2 separate regions of the Homo sapiens genome follow, and region 2 is linked to region 1. Evidence: chromatin loops called from intact Hi-C (ENCODE). Cell type or tissue: MCF 10A. All regions are shown on one strand. Links, peaks and the distances in the headings refer to the core of each region. The heading gives the core; the rest is flanking DNA.

What was found. Hi-C counts contacts between places; a loop is a spot of excess contacts. Peaks named below come from ENCODE experiments on the same cell type or tissue, not always from the same donor. Only the 100,000 strongest peaks of a DNase experiment are listed, where the experiment ranks them.
Region 2: it touches region 1 in a loop (9-fold over the local background); 1 of 110 quality-filtered maps calls a loop at or near these places.

Annotation. Positions count from the first base shown.
Region 1 is chr4:14,305,141-14,313,260 of GRCh38, forward strand. No RefSeq gene overlaps it. Among named protein-coding and RNA genes, the nearest start is that of LINC01085, 200 kb to the left of the region's middle. In MCF 10A, for the core only: no CTCF peak of the experiment used is centred there; a DNase peak (open chromatin) is centred at 3,291.
Region 2 is chr4:13,728,585-13,736,704 of GRCh38, forward strand. All of the region lies in intron 2 of LINC01182 (long intergenic non-protein coding RNA 1182), which reads left to right. Among named protein-coding and RNA genes, the nearest start is that of LINC01182, 77 kb to the left of the region's middle. In MCF 10A, for the core only: no CTCF peak of the experiment used is centred there; no DNase peak of the experiment used is centred there.

The DNA.
Region 1 (8,120 bases), core at 1,370-5,369:
GGAATGCAAAATGGTAAAGTCACTCTGGGAAACAATGTGGAGGTTTCTTAAAAATTTTAAATAGAACTACCAAATGATCTAACAATCCAATTGTTTGGTATTTATCTAAAGTAATTGAAATCAGGATATCAAAGAAGTATTCGTGTTCCTATATCCATTACAATAACCAAGATGTGGAAATAATCAACATGTCTATTGATGAATGGATAAACAAAATGTGGTATGTACATACATTGTGTGTGTGTTTATACACAGACATACACTATTGCATTTCAGCAGACTGGAAACAATAAAAGTGCTCATCAGTGAGATATTAGTTAAATCACCTGGAATGGAATAAAATACAATGGAATACTATTTAGCTTTGAAAAAGAATGGAATTCTGTAATATGTGATAACATGGGTGAATCTTGAGGACATTATGCTAAGTGAAATAAGCCAGTCACAAAAGGACAAATACTACATAATTCCACTTATATGAAGTACCTAAAATAGTCATTATAGAATGAAAGAATGCAACGGGGTTGCCAGGGGCTGGAGGAAGGGAAAATGGATTATTACTAATCAATGGGCATAAAGTTTCAGTCAATCAAGGTATTTAAGCTCTAGAGATCTATTGTATAACATTGTACCTATTGTCAATAATAATGCATTCAACACTTAAAAAACTTTAAGGGGTAGATCTCATGTTAAGTGTTCCTTCCACAATAAAAGAAAAAGAATGGCTCTATGAAGAGTTGGGCTTTGAGTTCAGACACTGAGCTCTGAATGTCACAAGTCAGCCAGCCATGAGACAGCACCGGGGTAGAGCTTCTCACAAAAGGAAACAGAATATGCAAAGACTCCAAGAAGAATCAAGCTGTGCTTATTCCAGGAATTAAAAAAAAAAAAAAAAAAAAAGGAAGAAGAGGACAAAGAGGCAGCAAAACAGGCCATGGAAAAGAGAGGAGAAAAAGGCCTGTGTGGTCAGGACAGAGTGAGAAGAGGAAGTGAGATAAGGTTAGGTCCACAGTCTTTTTTTTTTTTTTTGAGACAGAGTCTCGCTCTGTCACCCAGGCTGGAGTGCAGTGGCGTGATCTCAGCTCACGGCAAGCTCCACCTCCCAGGTTCACGCCATTCTCCTGCCTCAGCCTCCCGAGTAGCTGGGACTACAGGCACCCGCCACCATACCTGGCTAATTTTTTGTATTTTTAGTAGAAATGGGGTTTCACCGTGTTAGCCAGGATGGTCTCGATCTCCTGACCTTGTAATCTGCCCACCTTGGCCTCCCAAAGTGCTGGGATTACAGGCATGAGCCACAGCACCCGGCCGGGTCCACAGTCATTAAGTAGAGCCTGATAGGTCATAGTAAAAATTTAAAGTTTTTTTTCAGTCATGACAGAAAGCCATGGACTGTTCTTAGATGGAAGCATGGCATGGCGTGATTTACTTTTTAATTTTATTTTTTAAAATGTTTTGTTTGTTTGTTTTTTGAGACGCAGTCTTGCTCTGTTGACCAGGCTGGAGTGCAGTGGCACAATCTAGGCTCACTGCAACCTCCGCCTCCCGGGTTCAAGCAATTCTCCTGCCTCAACTTCCCCAGTACCTGGGATTACAGGCGTATGCCACCATGTCTGGCCACTTTTTGTGATTTTAGTAGAGACGAGGTTTCACCATGTTGGCCAGGCTGGTCTTGAACTCTCAACCTCGTGATCCGCCCACCTTGGCCTCCCAAAGTGCTGGGATTACAGGTGTGAGCCACAGTGCCTGGCTGATTTACCTTTTATAAAGACCACTGGACTGCCATATGGAGAAGGGAGTGTAGTAGAAAGATGGGAGGACAGCATGGAGAAAAATGCCATTGCCCAGGTGACAGTGGTTGAGACAAGAGTGTCTGGAGTGGAGATAGAGTGGAGTGAACTGATTTTGCAAAAAGTTTTCAGCTAGACTCACTTGGATTCACTGATGGACTGGATGTGACAGCATGTGGAGTGAGGAACAAGAGGGTAATTCTAGGATGATTCTTAAGAGTAATGGGATCAACTCCTGTATGTAACAGAACTGAAGAGAACACACTTGCGTTTAACATAGTTAGGGAAGTGTAGTCAAAAGGTACTAAGGCTATACATAACCCAGAGATCAACGTGTACAGAGCAATAGTAATAATAATCACCTTTTATTGAATAAGTATTATTATGCTAATTTTACAAATTAGGAAAATAAATGACGCTAAATGTGGTTAAATATTTTGTCCAAGGTCACATGGTGAGACACTATAGTCTGCTTCTAGGAAGTTTTCATGAAATGGTGGCTGGAAGGCCATGTTTGCTCACTGCTCATTGCCACTTCTCCCGTGGATTCCTTATTCTTCTTTCTGTCTCTCCTCTCTGGTCTATGCCCCTCTTTGTTCCAGTTGGCCTTAGTCACAGACCACTACTCCTTTGCCTAGATTTCCCCCCAAACACGATTCACAGAAGGCATTCACACAGGAGAATTTTACAAGAGATTTGGATGCAGTGGCAGATGTGAGGTAGAAGGAAATAACGCATAACTCATAATTGAATATCAAATATTAAGTAGTTCTGCTATTTAAAAATGCTCTTGATTACACCTGCCATAGGTAATTCTCAATTGCCACTTTCTTTTATAATTTTTTTTGTTCCCTGGCTTTAAACTTTCACCTTCATTTTTCTCTAGACCGCTGCACCTCCTTTCTTATTGGACACTTCTTTAATACCAGGAATCTTCTATAGCCCTGATACAGGACGGTTTAATGATCTCCGTGTCACTCTGGCACATTTTGACTTTGTCTCCAAACACGTCTATTATGGTGAGCTCTTGTGTAAGACAGATTTTTTTTTTTCTCCTGAAATCGGCTTTGAACATCATGAGTTTGCTCCCTGTCGTATCTTCTCTCACTGGTTTTTCCTTCTTCCTTTCTCATTTACCATCTGTTTTTATTATACACAAACATAAATAAATATCTTCTTGGAAAAAATTGAATTGGTCCTTTGATAATCGCCTTGAGACTGTGTTTTTATTGCTCCTACTGTTCTATCCAGAAAGCTGAGCTTTTATGTCTGTGACTGAAGGTAAGACTTCAGCCTTCATCAAGTCAGTGAAAAATAGACTTGTGAAAGTCACACACCTTCTTTGTGAGTTGCAACCCTGCCAAGCCAATGTGAATCACCTGCCAAGTTTAATATGTCAGGTTGGGACATGTCTGTCCTTTGGTTTTATGCTCTTTCCAGTAAGGCTGGCAGTTTCATTATATTTATAAAGTTGTGTACATATTATAAGTACATGCCAGTCTTTACCCTACTCACTTTCATCTTTGGCCTTCCCACTTGCTAGTCTTTTCTATTCTTGGAAACCAGATAAGTCTTCCTCTGTCACAACTATGATTTTCCTGCTTCTAAATTAAGAACTTTTCACAATTCACCTACTGAACATGGAGCCTGCAGACTTGGCATCACATCTTGGCTCCTTGACCCAGAATCTGTGTGAACTTGGGCAAGTTACTTACATCATCAAGTTTAGTGTCAATCTCTGTAAAATGGTTACATTTCTTATCTCACAGGCTAATCATTAAGATTTATTTGGAAGTGTGTGAAAGAGTTTGTAAACTCCAATACGCGATTTGATATAAGTTGCAAATCTCCTTCTATGATGAAACTTAATCTTTTAGTCTGTTCTTCTTTTTTTTAGACAGAGTCTTGCTCTGTTGCCAGGCTGGAGTGCAGTGGCGCGATCTCAGCTCACTGCCACCTTCCCCTCCCGGGTTCAAGCGATATGGATCCTGTCATTCATAAACCATATGATCTTGGAAGAGTTGCCCCACCTTATTGAATATCAATCTCAGTGCCAACAAAATGGTTACTCTTATAAACATGCCCACCGCCAGTGTTAATTTAAAAATTATACAAAGTAGTTATAAGTAATAAAAATGTAGCAAAGGACAAAGTTAAGCTTTGTATTTTTTCAGAAGTTTCACCGTGCCTAGCAAAGTCTTGGATATGTAAAAACACATCCAAAGCAGAATTCACTACTTTTCTTGCTAAGCCACTATTATATTCTTACTTTCTGCAAATAGTCTCAATTTCTTAATGGTAGAAACAACTAGGATGTTTTTCACTCTTTCCTCTCCTTCACAGCCTGTCAGTAACCAAGCCCTATTGATTCTACTGATTAAATAGCTTTGAAATCCTCCCACTCTCTGCTGCAGCCTTTTTTAATTTAGATTTTCTAATTTTATTTTCTGGAAGACGGCATCAGCCTTCTCTCTGGTCTTTCCAATTTCAATTTATTTTCATTGTGTTATTCCATCTATCACTTGGTTACCAGAATAGGTATTCTTAAATTGAAATCTAATAGGACTTCATCCTGGCTCAAAGGTGTGCTATACTTTAAACATGGCTTTAGAAACAAACTGCCTGAGAACTGCCACTTAGTATCTTTGTGAGCTCAGTGGAATTATCTCTCAGTTCCTCAATCGACTCATGTGGTGACCATGAGTATGTGCCTCTCAGATCTCTGGCTGCAGGGAATCACAGGACTTCTCTCATAGCTGTCTCTGGCATGAAGATTTCCCATTGACCTTGTGGAACTTCCTCTGACCGTATTGCAGTTTTAAAATCTTCCACTCAACAGTTCTTCCTTTCTTACTCCTTCACAAAGGATAGACCTGCACTATGGTCTGACCTGCTCTCCTGGCCTCCGCTGGATCCCACTTCATTCTCCCTCACAGGTATTTTCCCTGATAAATCGCTTGCATATCTAACCTCTCAACATTTGCTTCTTGAAGAACCTGGATCAACCTACTTCATCTGTAAAATTGATATAATAATGGTATCTATGTTATAGGACTATAAGAAAGACGAAACATAATATAGCTATAAAGTGCTTTCAAAAGTTTCCAATGTCTACTAGGTGCTATAAAATTGTTTGCTACTATTAGCATCGTTATTAATTTGCTACTCAACATAGCATACACTTGCATGAAGTATAGCATACACTGTCACGTTTTCATCATTAGTCAGTTTCTTTTAAATATATATAATCCCCTCTGCCAAAAAAAAAAAAAAAAAAAAAAAAACCCACTCCCTTTTCATTCCAACCATGGAAAGTCATAATGACCTTTCAGGGTACAGCTCTGAATTCATCATCTATGAAATGCCTTTTCTAACTCACTTCCCTTTTCTTCCTACAGTCCCATGTATACCATCCTCCTACAACTTTTATTAACACTAATCTCATTGTGGGGCCACTGATTATTGGTTGCTACCTCCAATGCTTGAGTCCTTCAAGGACTTAGATTTTTATCACTTTTTTTTGTATGTGTTTGTAGTACTTTGCACAATACCTGGCACATTTTAGAGGCCAATAACATATTTTTTTTAATTTCTGAGAAAATGGATGTTAGCACATATGCATTGTATTGATTTAGTAGCAATGCAGGAATAAAATGAGCCACAATAGCACTCAAGCTGGAACAGCTGAACTTTCTTTGCTTGAGTAGAATCTAGAACACTCAAAACTTCTCAAAATTTTCAGCATCAGCCTGTGACTCAAAGACTAAGGTTTTTGAAATCCAAGTTAAATAGCTGTCCTTGGTTTTCGTGGGGAGGCACTGCTAATGAAAACTAGATGCTATTCTTCATAAATCACTTTGTCCTTCTACAAGTTCCTTTGGGCTCTAACAGGCTGTAATTCTAAGCCAAATTCAAGCAGAAGCTACTGAAAATTGAACATTGCTCCTAGTTTCATGGTTTTTATCTTGTTCCTTTAATAAATAATTGAATAAAGACAATCCTGAGGAAAAAAAAAGGGCTGAAAGAGTACGGTTCCTTGACATCTGTTCAAATCTTGTGCCTCATTTTCATATCCAGCTGATTATTTTTAGTCTGTGTTTCCACAGACCTGGTTATCTTCTTACTCTAATACTCATAAATGAACAATGATAATGACAACAAAACTTTCCATTTGTGTTTATTTATTAAACAAATTTTTTTGATCACCTGCACTGTTCTAAGCACTGAAGAAATAGTAACAAACAAAACAGACAAAAATAAAACAAAACAAATACACAAAGGCTCACCTGCCTTTATGGAGCTCACATACCAGGAGGGTGAGATAGATAACAAATAAATAAATGCGTAAGATGTTATATGGTGATTAGTATTGTGGAGAAAGGTAGGAAAAAAAAGCAGCAAGAGAATATAAAGTCCTCAGGGTCCAGGGAGTGTAAACTTTTAAAATAGGGAAAAATAGAGAAAGCCTTACTGGGAAGAAGACATTTGAAGAAGTACCTGATATAGATGAAAGGATGAAGCAGAAGGTATCTCAAGAATGGCATATCAGACAGAAAATACTAAGTCTTTGAGATGGAGTACGTCTAGAACATTTCAGGAACATCAAGAAACCAAGGTAGTGGGAACAGGAATCTCTAAAAGAAGAAAGTGGTAGCAGATGAGGTCAGAGAGATAACAGGGAGCTAGGCTTAGGTCATGGTGAGGTTGCTGGATTATACCCTGTGTGAGATGAAGACATACTAGAGGTCTTTGAATATATTTTTAGAGATTTCTGTGTACACATCTTGAATGAAGACCTTTATATTATACCATGTCCTCAGTAGGAATAACACACAGGGCCAGGAACCAAGAGATGGAAGCAGGTATGGCTCTCTTACTATAATTCCCAATGACCCACTCAGAAAATTTGAGCTTCCTGTACATGCAATGCTATGCTGTGCAATATTACAAGTCCTCATCTTCAAAAGGGGAACATTCCCTCAAGGGACCAAAGCAAGGGTTAGATATGGAGCTATGGCTATGCCCGGGCACTTTAGGTTCCTACTGTCTAGGGATCATAGGGAAAAAGAAGACTCATTTTCTAAAGCTAAAATGGAGTATGTTTGGTGCCCACATGATCCACTAGCCCAGTGGTGTTGACAAATGCACAAGTACCAAAATTCTGGCCTGAGAAGAGCATAGTAAGAAACTATGGGGCTCATATTCCTCCAAAGCAGGGTCTGGGCTTTGCCATAGGTAAGCCTCCAAGTTCAGCATAGGTGCCAGCTACAGGTAAAGGTGATATAGGTTAAGTCATGGAGAATGGATATAATGAGTTTCATCTGTGGTCCTAAGACTAACTGCATGGGAAGAATTGTAGCTCTTCTCACTAACATTACTCTTTTAATTTACCTCTCAGGAACCTAGGAGATGTTATACCCAAATGAATATAAAAAGGTGAATGTGAGCGGCACAAGGGGTGGACTTCAGAAGAAATAGTGATGAATCCCCAAGATGTCCTTCTTGGGAAAAACATATTGCCTTAGCTTCTGGAGGTGCTGAGGTCATAGCCTTCAGGTGTCAGAACCTTCAAGTCTTGTCTCAAGAGATCCATCTTGCTCAAAGTCATCCTCTTCCCAGGGCAATCTATTAATAATGGCTGGTTGAGGTGGGGTCTGTGAAGGTCCAGCTATTTCAGCCTAAGAAAGGAAAACATTAGGGGCCATTTTATTACCAGAGGCTCCTGTGGGTTGACTTGAGGTTATAAAGCCTACATCTCAACTCAACATCTCCCTCTGCCTGATCCTACTTTCTTTCCACAGCTGTTGATGATGACAAGGGCACTCCATAATAAATATTCTTCTTGATGAACTCTGTCTCGGAGTCTACTTCCTAAAGAACCACTCTTTCAGGGAAGGAGGTGCCTACTGTCTCATGAATGGCTCTTTTGTTCTGTTGACCACCGAGATTCATTCCAATAGTCAAATCTTAGAGATGCATGGGTGAATTTGGGTTAGAGAAATCTCAATTGGCCCAGCTTAAAATAGTGAGAAAATGTGAGACTTCCTGGAACTAACGATAGAGGAAGTGAGGAGAGTGAAAAATAAGCCAGAGAAGGAGAAACAGATCAGAAAACAGTATTTATACCATTTACTGGTGCTACATGAGGTAAAGCAAACCACTAGAAGAATTCTGGTGGCAGCATGATCAGAAGAAGGAGTAACGAGGATGACTGACGTGGGATTTTACATTGTTTGCCTTATGTGCATTGTTCCTTCATTTTATTTAACATCCAGTGAAGTGTGCCATTTACAGAGATCTTATATGGTAGCTTTTGTAAAAAGGGTCATA
Region 2 (8,120 bases), core at 2,134-6,133, 580 kb before region 1:
ATTTTAAATAAAGTATGATCAGGTCGCCATTTATTTTGAAGTCCAATTTTCAGAGTTGGGAACTATACATTAATGGCAGATTGGAGATTAACAGCAAGCTAAATGTGAAACTCTATGAGTCAATGCCTTTGACATAAGCAAATGTACAAAAAATAGCATCCCACAACTGTTTGCAAAGTCTGACAGAGCTACAGGGCTTTCTGCAAAGCAGAGGGTGCAAAGAGTACAAGATTCATCAAATTCTGGCAGCGATCTGTCCAAAAATAATGGTTTTGTCTACAAATGGAAACTGCTAACAGCTTTCCCCGTCCACTGCAATCGTCTTTCCATCTGCTTGGGTTTTATAATCATATCGCCTTTGGAAAATTACAACACAGAACATATTCTCCTGGAGGTCTTTTGTCTAGCTGAATATTCTGGACCATGAAATGGTAACAACAGTGGAAGTTTCCCCGCAGAAGTGTTACAACCATTGCATCCCAACAAGTCACGCTGGTGCTGCAAGACTCTGGCAGGAGTAGAGCATCAAATTGCATTTGAGTGCAATTTAAAAAACTCTCACTTAGGTAGCCACTAACACTCACAGTTCCTTGGTGTAATGGCTGCTTCTTTCTTCCCTCTTTCCTTCATCTTTTCTCTTACTGTTTTATTTTCCCCATTTCCCTACCAAAAATTATTATCTAAGATATTATTTTTGACCCAGCAACCCCATCGCTGGGTATATATCTAAAAGAAGATAAATCATTTTTCCAAAAAGATACATGCACTCATATGTTCATCCCAGCAGTATTCATAATAGCAAAGACATGGAATCAACCTTCATGCCCATCAGTGGTGGATTAGATAAGGAAAATGTGGTACATATAAACCATGGAATACTATGCGGCCATCCAAAGGAATGAAATCATGTCCTTTTCAGCAACATGGATGCAGCTGGAGGCCATTATCCTAAGTGAATTAATGCAGAAACAGGAAACCAAATACCACATATTCCCACTTATAAGTGGGAACTAAACATTGAGTACTTATGCACATAAAGATGGCAACAATAGACACTGAAGACTACTAGAGGTAGAAGGGAGGGCAGGAAGGAGAAAGGTTTGGAGGACTAACTATTGGGTACTATGCTTACCACCTGGGTGACGGGATCAATCATACCCCGAATCTCAGCATCACACAATATACCCATGTAATAAATGTGCACATGTACCCCTGAATCTAAGATAAAAATTGAAATTATAAACCAAGAATTTTCCTGTCCTTCTCTTTTCTTTATTTTTGTTTTAATTTTTTTTTTTTTTTTGAGGCAGGTTCTTGCTCTGTCACCCAGGCTGGAGTGCAGTGGTGTGATCATGGTTCACTGCAGTCTCTGCCTCCTGGGCTCAAGTGATCCTGCCTCCGACCTCAGCCTCCTGAGAAGCTGGACCACAGGCATGTGCCACCACACCTGGCTAATTTTTTGAATTTTTTTTTTTTTTTTAGAGACAAGCTTCCACTATGTTGTCCAGGTCTCAAATTCCTGGGCTCAAGCAATCCCCCAGCCCTGGCCTCCCAAAGTGCTGGGATTACAGGCATGAACTATTGTACCTGGCCTAAGATATTAGTTTCTAAAACAAGGCCGTGCTGAATCTGGGGGTCTCCTCTAGCCTTTGATCTGGTCAAGAAAGGACATCATTCCTTACTTCAAGATCCTTTGCCCAGGGCCCAGCTCATGGTGGGCTGATCAGTACCAAACTGTGGAATAAATGAATGAATGATACTGTCTCTTTCACAGGATGTTTTGTATTTTGTAAAGCCTTATATACTTTATAAGACATTTTCACTGACACCATCTTCATAACATGTGAGATAAAATATGTTGTTGTTTTCCCAGTGTGTTGGTTCAAGAAGCAGGAGTTAGGATGGTATTAAGTATGCAAGGGATTGATTAGAAAAACCACTCTCGAGGGGAAACAGTGAAGAAACATGGAGACTGGAATAAGAGCCATGATATAGGTCTTATTCATGGGGAGCAGAGAGGCAAGAAGTTCGAGTGGGGAAAGTACTAGATTGCCATGCAGTGTGAAGAAAGTTTTAGCAAAGCTGGTGGAGAGTTGGGTCAGAGCTGCTGATCAGAGGAGTTCTCTGTTTCCTAGAAATGCACCTACCTCTTTCAGAAGTGTCCCTGCCACACACGGACTTTAGCTGGGAGCTGCTGGTGGTGCCTATGTGGTAACTGATCTCATACAGTAAGGCTGGGATTCTTGGTCAATTCTGCTTCATGTAGTGGGAGTTCTCAGAGGTGCATTCTCATGGCCACCACACCCTATTTGTAGGTAAGGAAACTGAGAGCCAGAGAGGATAAGAGACATTCTCAAGAGACTCCAAGTGAGTGGCAGAGTGGGGATTAATGCCCAGCTCCTGAATCCTAACCCATGTTCTCTCTTTGCATACACTGCAGCTTCACTTGTGCAGCTAAGTCCCCCTCCCCATCTGATCTGTGGTGTTTGGTGGGTGTGATGGTTAATATTGAGTGTCAACTTGATTGGATTGCAGGATGCAAAATATTATTCCTGGGTGTGTCTGTGAGGGTGTTGCCAAGGGAGATTAACATTTGAGTCAGTAGACTAGGACAGGCAGACCCACCCTCAATCTAGGTGGGCCCCATCTGATCAGCTGGCAGTGTGGCTAGAATAAAGCAGGCAGAAGAATGTGGAAGGACTAGACTGCTGAGTCCTCCAGCCTACATCTTTCTCCCTTGCTGGATACTTCCTGCCCTCAAACATCAGACTCCAAGTTCTTCAGCTTTTGGATTTTTAGACTTACACCAGTGGCTTGCCGGGGACTTTCAGGCCTTTGGTCACAGACTGGAGGTTGCACTGTCAGCTTCCCTACTTTTGAGATTTTGGGACTTAGACTGGCTTCCTTGCTCCTCAGCTTGCAGATGGCCTATTGTGGGACTTCACCTGTGATTGTGTGAGTCAAGTCTTCTAATAAACTCCCCTTCATATATACGTCTATCCTATTAGTTCTGTCCCTTTAGAGAACCCCTACTAATACAGTGGGAAAGCCTAAACACTGGCTGGACAAAACACCCAGCAGAGATAAGAGAAGAGGCAGGGGGTGGGGTTTCTGTCACTCATGGTAGGAAGCAGAGGATGAGGCTGGAAGGCAAAGATTAAATGTCTCATTCCAGGGTGGCAGTGTGTAAGAAACTCACTCTCTTGGAATTAAAATATTCCATAAGTAAGATAAAACCTTTTGAGAATTCAATAGCAGATTTTGCTCCAGAGAATCCCATAAACTCCTTGAAGGTAGATATATTCTTGGCTGTTCTTCCACAGCTGTATTTACTGCATCTTGACAGTGCTTGGCACAAACACATGGCATATATATATGTGTCTGTCTTTGTTGAGTGAATGAATGTTAATTAACTTTAGCCTGGGAAGAGGCCTCAGAGAACATCCAATGTATTTTAGAATATAAAGAGAATGAGACATTGAATAATTATTAGTCACACCTCGGAGGGAAAAAGAACCTGTGATCCTTGACTCCCTTCCCTGGGGGTCTGTTTCCCTCCCACCCAGGGCATCCCTGGGTCAGGGGCTCTTCTGTGTCAATGCAGTAGGCACATTGATGCTGAATCTCTAGCATCTTTTACCAAAAGGAAGATGCTTCATCTGTCCATTTTTTTGAATTTAAACCCAAATGTGGTGAGAAGATCAAAATAGAATTCTCAGATAAGGATGAGTGGAGAGAACAATGAATTGTTTCAAGAAAAACAATGCATAACATTTCAATGATGAGACCAATATTTTGAGACTATTCTGGGAAACCCCAGCTGATTGACAGTAGATAACAGATAATTTATTAGCTGTCATTTGTATTTTTTTGAAAACACCAGCCTTTAGGGGTAGTCTGGCAGGGTTAGGTATGAATTCATCCATCCATCTGGTCAGACTTTTTGAGCACCAACTCTGTACCAGACACTGTGCTAGGCTCCGAAGATGATCAGCAAACAAGACCATATTCCTTCTCTTACAGAGTAGAAAATCTAGTGGGAGAGACAGGCAGTAAATGCACACACACAATAAATTTACAGAGTTGCAAATGTTTTACAGAAAAATACCCAGGGGGATGGGAAGTTAGGATAACCATGTGGTGATGGGAGGAATCTGAGACAGGGATTTGGCTTGAGATCAGAATGACAAGGGGTTACCTCTGTGAGGTGAGTCTGAGGTCAAGGGTTTCAGGGAGAAGAGAAAGCAGGTGCACAAGCCCTGAGGCCCCTCGCAAGACTCTCGGTGTTTGGGGAGCAGAAGAAAAGATCTTATGGAAGAAGCACAGTGTCAGGGAGATGGTAGACGTAAGGTCAGAGAGGTTGGCAGGGCATGCCCCTGGGGGATCTTGTTTGGATTAGACCTTAATCGTGTCTAGAAGCCATTTTGTTCTTTTTTTTTTTTTTTTTTTTTTTTTTGAGACAGAGTCTCGCTCTGTCGCCCAGGCTGGAGTGCAGTGGCCCGATCTCGGCTCACTGCAAGCTCCGCCTCCCGGGTTCAACGCCATTCTCCTGCCTTAGCCTCCCGAGTAGCTGGGACTACAGGCACCCGCCACCACGCCCGGCTATTTATTTTGTATTTTTAGTAGAGACAGGGTTTCACCGTGTTAGCCAGGATGGTCTCGCTCTCCTGTCCTCCTAATCCGCCTGCCTCGGCCTTCCGAAGTGCTGGGATTACAGGTGTGAGCCACCGCGCCCGGCCAATTTTGTTCTTACTATATGCCACAGACTTTTAAGCAGGACAGTGTTGTGATCTGAACTATATTAAGCAAATGAAACTAGGAAAGTCGGAAGGCAGTCCTGGCAGGAGGAAGAGTCTGTTGACAGAAGCCAGTTAGTTGAGTGTCATGGGGGTTTGAGCTGAGCTGGATGGACAAGCTGCAAATAGCTAGGTGAACAATACAGACAGAGATTCTGGGGGGCTGAAGAACCGCATGTGCAAGGCAGATGGGCCTGGGGTTGAGGACATGGTCTATCTGGGGGCTCGCAGAGTTTGCAATGGCTGGAGTATAGGCTGTGCACTGGGGAGCAGTGAGACATGTAAAATAAGGAGGGTGATCACTTCACCAAACTATTGAGGAAGAGCTTGAGAAAACAGCCGCTTTTCCTCTCCATGCCTCAGTTTCCTCTTCAGTAAAATAGGGGGGTGGTATTGCAATACCATCACTAAGATCGCTTCCATTCTGCATTTCCCAAAAAATCCAGGTTGTGAGTCCTGATTGAAAAGTATTGTTTCTGTGATGTCTCAATGTTGGGGTTTCACTATGTGGGTTTTTATGCCTCCAGGTGCTGGGAACACACATTGAGAAGTCAGAAAAAATAAATGAATCATGGAAATAGGCATTGATGATATACCAAGTGTTGAAAGCCCTTTTCATGGGAAATACAAAACAGGCTGTAATAGGAGACACCTGGTACAGCCTGTTTACTTCCTGTTTTCCCATCCTTATCAGAGCTCAATCTCCCATGAACCCATGAGGTCTCTCCTTAGCGTTCTGAACACACAGAAATTCCTTCTGTGGAAAACACCAGAGGCCAAGAAATAATGATTACCAAATTGTGTTTTTGTTCTTACTATATGCCAGATGCTGGCCTAAGCAGTTTACTTGTAGCAACTCGTGATCTGCAAAGCTCTGTTATGTTGGTGATATTATCTTCCCCATTTTACAGATAGAAAAGTGAAGACCAAAGAGATTAAGTAATTGCTCCAGGCCATGTGACCTTTCTATAGCTGTTAACAGTTGAGATGGAGCAAAAAGCACATGAGACTTAGCCTTCAGAGACTTGGGCTCTGCCAGTTGGCAGTGTATGACCTTGACCTTCAAGATACTTCATACTCATTGTCCATTGATTTCCTCATCTGTGAAGTGGGAATTGCACTAGCTATGTTGTGAGCATTGAGGTAAAGTATACAATTTATATTATTATAAAGTACCTGATACAATAAATGTTAGTTCTCTCCACAAATGAAGATACTTTATAAAACTCTATTATACAAAATAATTAATACAACCCCTCTGAATATTTCTAGGCAATTAACTTGGTTTTGTGCAAAATTGCATTTAATGTGAAGATATTGGTATTGTAGGAGAATTCTTCAGGCTTTTGATTTCCACATATGTGTGGAGGGAAGCCTGGAGGTAAATATTTCCTCTGGAGATTGGAGTGAGCCAGAACTTTGAATGAGTTGATACTAATTTCAGGCAATGTTTTCTTTTACTTTATGAAGTCAACACAGAATAAATAAACTAAATATTTATTAAGTACTGGGTTCTGTTCTAGGTGCTTTGGGAAAAGAGATGGTGCCTGGGGATGCACCTGACTGTTCAGTTCCTGGAGGAGCTTCTCATCATCTAGTGCTGTGATTGGAAGGGGTGGGCCTTCCGCTGGAGACACAGGAAGGAGGCTGTCTCAGCAAATCTGCTGTGTGTGTGTGCATGTGAGAGAAAGACACACATACACACACACACACACACACACAGAGAGAAAGAGAGAGAGGGAGAGAGAAATTGTTTTTATGTTACTCAAAAAGTCCTGGATTAGCGAATGTTGAGAAACTCTGGCCTGGACAAAGAGATCTGTGAGAGAAGAAATGAATCAGCGAGTTTGTGAGAAATTATACGTAGTTTTTATTCAGATTATAAATGGGTAATCAAACATTAGTCAGGGGGCTTCTGGGTCTGGGTGAGCCAGTTTAAGCTGTCTAAAGGCAGTGATTTGCTATCTTATGCCCTCTTTTTATAACAAATATTACATAACACTTTCTTCACTTTACTGAAAAGGTAATACAACCCACCTATAATATAGTTTCAAAACCAAATCCACAAAATTCCCTAACATAACAAAAGGAAAGTAATTTAAGAGAAAGTAATATCTGTAATATTTTAGTATGGAAATGTTCAGATGTGGCTACACTAGACAGACAATGATAATCCAACTCTTCTATCTGAGATGGCTCCTGGACACCTCTGGGCCTTGGTGGCTGCTGGCTGCAGTGCCTCAGTCTTTCTCTAAGTGGCTTTTCTCTGCATGTGATATTGCACTCTTCAATGGCTTAGCCCCAGCTTTTTTCCAGGCCAGCTGTCTAAGAGAGTAAAACAGGTGCTCCAAGGCTTTTAAGTTCTAGGCTTGAAGTCACAAAGCATCAGTTCTGCTGCATTTTATTGATGAAAGCAAGTCACAGGGCCAGTCCAGAATATTCAAGCGAGGAGGTGGGTGAGAAATAGATTCTGCTTCTTGATAGGGGGAGAGATTGTCAAAGTCATATTGCAAATGGGCACGTGGAATAAGAAATCATTGTTATTTATGTGGAGACAACATATCATAGTGAGAAGAGCCCTGAAAAGTAAAAATAAAAAAATTGATCTATTAAATCCTTCCTACATGCCTGGCATGGTATTAGGCTCTTACATGTTACTTTAAGTAAACCTTTCAGCAACCTTATGAGGTAGGTATGATTGTTATCCCTACTTTACAGATAAAAGAACTGAATTTCAAAAAGGTGAAGTAACTAACCATGATCACACAGTCAATAAGGGGCTGAGTTGGGAAGCAAACCCATCTCTGACTACCAAACTTGTGGTCTTATCCATGGTCCATGTGTTTGTAGCAGCTACCTAGAGCAGAGGGAAATATGTTTTCTGAATAGAAGAAAGGGACTGGCTTGAGCGTTGGATAGATCCAGGGACTGGACACAGAAGATGTTCAATCCTCTGTTAGTAGAGAGTCATAGTCATCTACTTGATGCTTTTCAGTTTAGGGGGATAGAGGAATAAGTCCAAGTTTTGGTCTGTGAACTTGTTCCCACCCGGTGGGTCAGTAAAAGAGGCATTGATAATATTTTAAGTCTGTCTATTTTAACACCGGTGAGACATTCAGATCTTCACCCTTACAGAAAAAGTGTGGATCTGGAGTGTGAGTCCTTTGAAGAATGGTCATATTATGCAGTTCACAGGAATAATTGCCAACTGACCCAGGGAAAGAAAAGAAAATAGCATCAGAATGACAGATGAGGCATATGTGCGCTGGCTCAACTGGGAAGGGAGAGATCCTGCTAGGAACAATTCATGGCCTGGTATGATCT